2 separate regions of the Homo sapiens genome follow, and region 2 is linked to region 1. Evidence: read pairs that join two places in POLR2A ChIA-PET (ENCODE). Cell type or tissue: PC-3. All regions are shown on one strand. Links, peaks and the distances in the headings refer to the core of each region. The heading gives the core; the rest is flanking DNA.

Evidence for each region. ChIA-PET counts read pairs that join two places held together with the same protein. Peaks named below come from ENCODE experiments on the same cell type or tissue, not always from the same donor. Only the 100,000 strongest peaks of a DNase experiment are listed, where the experiment ranks them.
Region 2: POLR2A ChIA-PET joins it to region 1 with 5 read pairs; 2 of 35 experiments call an interaction of 5 or more read pairs at or near these places.

What each region holds. Positions count from the first base shown.
Region 1 is chr10:116,973,595-116,976,513 of GRCh38, forward strand. The region is part of intron 2 of SHTN1 (shootin 1); the gene reads right to left. Among named protein-coding and RNA genes, the nearest start is that of SHTN1, 30 kb to the right of the region's middle. In PC-3, for the core only: no CTCF peak of the experiment used is centred there; DNase peaks (open chromatin) are centred at 977 and 1,257; H3K4me3 peaks cover 1,560 bases; H3K27ac peaks cover 1,992 bases.
Region 2 is chr10:117,147,571-117,150,489 of GRCh38, forward strand. No RefSeq gene overlaps it. Among named protein-coding and RNA genes, the nearest start is that of VAX1, 11 kb to the left of the region's middle. In PC-3, for the core only: no CTCF peak of the experiment used is centred there; no DNase peak of the experiment used is centred there; H3K27me3 peaks cover 1,024 bases.

The sequences.
Region 1 (2,919 bases), core at 172-2,671:
TATGATCTACCACAAAAGATCAACAAATGAAGTAAGCAATTCATAAGGACACCCGATATAATGTGAGAAATACTGCCAAACCAGAACTGAACAAAACATGTACCCATTTCCTAAGGAACGTACAGCAGAGCCTACAACGCCACTAAGTCTGAAGAAGTTTAATGCTACACCATTTTTCTTGAAGTTCATTAATGTCCAGTTACAACAGTTAAAGATTTAAACATGCCCAGCATCAGAATTGTGTGTACTTTACCTGTTTACCTGTTTAAGAATCCTTGGCATACAATGAAAGGACCATCAATTCATTTTTAATAGTAGTCGACAATTCTACTGCTCCACCTATGTAAGTCTGGCCAGAACTGTGCTTTCTGGATTTCTACACTCTTATCCCTAAAGAATACAACACATTAAATCATTCCCACTAGGATGGAATTCCTTTCACTCTCTTTCTCTTTTGGTGTTCTTCTTTCTTCCAATTCAAAGTTCTTTCCCTCCAATTTTCACAGGCAAAAAAGAAGTGGTAGCTGCCCTCAAAGCTGTCTTGCAGCATTCTCCAAATTCTAGGTATTGTGTGTTAGATGGAAACACATGTCATCAGAACAGAGATCCTTGCTCTTTGTTTCTAGATAGATTGCTGTTAATAAGAGACTCATTTTCACTTTCAAACTGCTAAGTAATTACTTTTTCTCTGGCACAACCACTTGCCACTCTGTCTCAAAGAAACTGCATGTATGTGGATGTATTATGCATGAACAGTTAGCATAATGGATGCATATCTTGCTCTTTAAAGTGGCTTCTTTATTGATTTTTTTAAAAAATAAAATACTTTGAGACCTTCATCTCTGAATATTACACAAGAGGAAGAAATTTTAACAATAGACAACTGAGCCAAGATGCAAACAGTATCATATATCCTGCTTCTTGAAACATAAGTCTTGGAAAGTGTCTGTCTCATTCTCTTTTCATTCATTGTTCCTGGCAAGCTGACAGAACCGCCTGATGCACTGTTACAGTAGCTCACCCAAACGACTTCTAATCAGCCACTTAAACATTTATGCATTTCAAAACTTGATCTCAGAACATAATACTAAACATAAATACTTACTATTTAAAGGCAGACATTCTTCTATTATACAGATTTCCTTCTTTTTACGCACACTCCACACACACCCCCACCCCCACCACTCTGAGAAACATGAAAGCTATTCCATTCAAAGCTCAATGACGCTTTCCCCCCATATAGGAAAAAAACCCAAACGATTATGATAAAGATCCTGAGTGAGTCATAAGAGAATGCCCTTCAATTGTGGAGGCATGACTAACATTTGAATATGGTGATTGCTACACAAGCAAAGTAAACCATTTTATTTGGTTGATTGCAAAATATATAGTCATCTATTTTTCTATACCCCAAAAATATAAATTTGAAGAGTTGTTCACCTCAGTATGATAGGCTCTTACTTTTTCACATACTGCTAAGTCCACTTAGAAAATGGGCAAAAAATAATGGAAACTAGCAAGTAGCACCATTTCCATAATCCCCATTTATCTTGATGTTAAAAAAACTCGCTGTTTTTACATTTGAAGGCAACCCACATCATTTGCTTATACTCTAATATTTTGACAATAAATTTTGCTTGATAAATGTGATACATACATACATAAATATGCAGATGTCTTATTACCAAAAAAGCAATAAATTCTGCTTGTGAGAGAGTTAGAGAAGACTTTGAAAAACCTAAGTGACATTTATTAAGGCAAGCATTAAAGGCTAGTAAAAAGTTATCACATGGAAAAGAGTAGGAACCTTGTCTTTTTGTTCTTTGTCCATTGCCCAGCCATGCTCTAGGCACTCACAGAGCAGCATAATTGATCGTGGTTATTTGTCAACTTATTTGAGGTCCTCATTAGAGTGGTTTTACTCAAGAGTAGGACCTTCATATATTTTTCTTTATACCCCAGTACTCAGAAGGCATTCAATAAAAAGGTTTCCCTTCAAAAGAGCTTTCCTTATAAACTCAAACAAATTGACTCCATTCTCAAAGTCACTGATAAAAAAAAAAAACATAAAAGAGTCAGCAGTTTTCCTAAAATGGAAGAACTGCAAAAAAAAGAGAAAATATCCATCAAAACATGGGTCCACTCCCCCTGCCCCAAATTTCCTGCTTTTATCCTTGGGATGCATTATGCCAGAATCTATATGTATATATACAAGTACACACATACATATACAAACACATGTGAATGTTTTGACATAAGATTGATTTGATACTTATATTCAACTTTCAGTTTTTCAACACAAACCAATAGCTGGTAAAGATAAATGACCCAGAAAAGGATCGGGTCTGATAATTTGCTGTGGAAAACTCATGCACTAACAATACAGAATTAGAATAAAGTTAGGACCTTTGCAGAAGAAGAGTCAATAAGCTCCCACTGTTCACCTGCTTCTAAAAGAACATCGTGCTCAGAAGACCCATGTTTGAATCTAGACTCTGCCATGGTCTGTGTAACACTGGGAACCTCACTCAAGCCCTGGGGTACTGTTCTTTCCTCTGTGAAATGGAGCAGACACACTGCTGTGTAGAGCATGAGACAGGGAGATGAGAGAGCATGGATGTCCTATAGCAGCTTCTTACACCATGCAGCCTCTGAACAACTGGTTTCCCTGAAGAGCACCATGTCAGACCACTTGTCTCAACGCAAGAGAGTCCAAACAGGGCAGGAAAAGATCCTGCCCAAAGGAATCACATCCACCGCCGCCTCCCATTGATAAGGTTCATGACCTGGGGACAAAGATAGTAGACATGTGGAAGGAAAAAATACCTTGCAATTTATTTTTTTGCTTCCTCTGTTCACTCTAAATTTCCCTACATCAAATTAACCATGGCAAAAGGAGTCTTACTTTAATTTGCTGTC
Region 2 (2,919 bases), core at 130-2,629, 170 kb after region 1:
AAGTGACCCTTAAAAGATTACATTGCATTTCGTTTAAGAAGGCAGAGAAGCACATAACTCATTTCAGAGGTAACATAAAACAAACTCAGAAAAATTATGTATGTGACACCTTATTCCTTTACAGTAAAGGAGAAGTCACTGCAATTTTATAGTCGATTGTTGTACCACTGAGCTCTATCCCCCAACACCGTAATTTTGAAGAGCAGAACTATACCCATGTGAAAACAATGCAAGCAACATGGACTTTCCTTGGTTCACTACTTAAAGCTGTCCAAGGTGAGATGTTTGATGAAGGAATACAGAACTGAGCATGAGCATATTTTCATCCCCAGGTATTTTGTGTTGGCTCCCCTGAAACACAGGTAAAGGGATGAAAAGCAGAGATGAAATGACCCATCCAAGATCTCTCAGCAAAACCATCAGCCCAGACAAGAAAAGAAGACCCAGAGGGAGGGGAATACCTGGTACATGGTGGGCACTCGCTAATATTTACAAAAGGGGGGAAGAAAACAGAAAGACTATTAGCTATTTGTGAGAAAGCATTTGTTCTAAGAGTTTGCCAAGACTCTCAGCTGTAACAGAAGCAGAGACCTGTGGTCACAGGGTCACAGATGGCTGTAAGTGGCTCTGGAACCCGATGTGATCCAAATGAAAGAAACAGTCTCCAAGGAATGAAGCAATGGTGGGAACACCCCCATCTCCCTACAATGAGCAAGGAGGGATGGCATTTAGGAACAGGAGATGTTAATATAAAGTGTGTTGAGTAACTTCTAAATACTACTACTTAGTTCTCCTGTGGCACTTTCCCACTTCAAAAGCGCTTTACAAACATTAACTAATTAAATCAGCATGACTTCTGGAAGGGAAAATTGAGCCTCTTTAATCTGTTTGAATTCTCAGAAAAAGCTAATAAAATTAAGGTATAATGTTCATGAAAAGGAGTACACAGAACCATAAACAGCTTTTGTAAGGGATTAAATATCGAAGTGTGGTGGTGGCATTTGATGAGCTCAGAAGCTATTTATGGCGATGTTATGTGACTGCTCCAACATCAACCACTGAAGACTGAGTTGCAAATACCATGCAGGCTCTCTGGAAGGAGCCTGTGGCTGGCTGTGGTCACCTGTCATAAGGTGTTTTTTTGTTTGTTTGTTTGTTTGTTTCTGGGCAGGACCCTGAGCCCTGGGCTGATGGAAGCAGGAAGGAGGAGGACATCTGCCTCGTGGGCCAACCAAGCTCTATTCACCATTTTTACAGAAGGAGTCAGCTAAAGAGGTGCAGGGGTCAGACACCTTCCCAGTGCCCTGCCTACCAGAGCTCAGAGCTGGGAAGGTGTCTGATCTCCCTGGTCTAGAGCAGGACAATTTGCTTCCATTCAGCTACTTGGTTGCTGCTGCCACTTCAGAAATGTTTTTAAATAGTCACAGTGAGTAAAATAGTAAAATAGTCACTCTGTCACCCAGGGTGGAGTGCAGTGGCATGACTTTGGCTTACTGCAACCTCCACCTCCTAGGTTCAAGCATTTCTCATGTCTCAGCCTCCCAAGTAGCTGGGGTTACAGGCGTGCACCACCATGCCTGGTAATTTTTGTATTTTTAGTAGAGATGGGGTTTCGCCATGTTGGCCAGCATGGTCTTGAACTCCTGGCCTCAAGTGATCTGCCTGGCTTGGCCTGCCAAAGTGCTGGGATTACAGGCATGAGCCACTGCGCCTGGCCTTCCCACTGTGTTCTTAATCTGGACAAATTATTTTGCTTGCTTTTATGTTTTGCCACTTTTTTTTTTTTTTAGAAGTAAAAGGGAGACTTTGTGATTCTCTAGTGAAGGAAACAGAAGGCAATCAGTTGAAAGTGCACAGGAAGGGGGAGTTTTGGTTTGCTGTATAAGAATTCCTGGGATTCGGCATTCTGCTGGTCCTGTTTTTGACCTCGGCCATAAGTATACCACAGTACTGGCCACTCATTCAAACTGCCCTTCATGACTTGGAATCCCAGTGACTCAGAGGACTACCCTTTCTGAGGAAGATGTGGAGTTGAAGCAAAGACAATTATTTTATAGCTGTAAATGGAAGCTACAGGAAAAGGGGAAGAAAATAGAGTCAGAGGTTTAAGAGGCTATGCTATTGCTCCAAGTGGGTCACTGAAAAGCTGAGTGACCCCAGGCAAGACCCTACCCCATGTGACCTTCACTTTCTTGCTGAAGCAGGAGGCAGGTCAGGGTGATCCCAAGGGTCCTCCTGGCTCTAACATTCTCAGATTCTGTGATCACACATGGTAAGCCTAAGGGAGTTGGGTGCTTAGGCAGAGATTACATGCTTGATGGTAGAGTCACCAGGCTCTGTAAATTATATGACTGCAGTTGGGTATTTAGACAAGCTGGCCCAAAGGTGGAGTAGGTGACTTTCCATGTGCTGTTACCAAAAACATATCCCCTCTGCAATATCTACCATTACTGTCATTCTGAGGCACCAAGGCCGCAGGAAAAACACAAATAGGTCACGTCACAGAACAATAACTCTGAGCATCTTCCAAGATGACGACATGGATTAGTTTAAAGCAGAGGCTGAAAACCTGAGCCAAATCCAGTGTGTGGTTTTGGGTTCTGTTTGGTCATTGAATTTTCTTTCATTTTAAAACATTTGAGTTAATTTCCACTATGTTAAGAATAAGCGTATTGTATTAGTTCATTCTCACATTGCTATAAAGAACGACCTGAGACTGGGTAATTTATAAAGAAAAGAGACTGGGTGCAGTGGCTCACGCCTGTAATCCCAGCACTTTGGGAGGCCGAGGCGGGCAGATCACAAGGTCAGGAGATCGAGACCATCCTGGCTAACATGGTGAAACCCCGTCTCTACTAAAAAATACAAAAAATTAGCCGGGTGTGGTGGCGGGCGCCTGTAGTCCCAGCTATTTGGGAG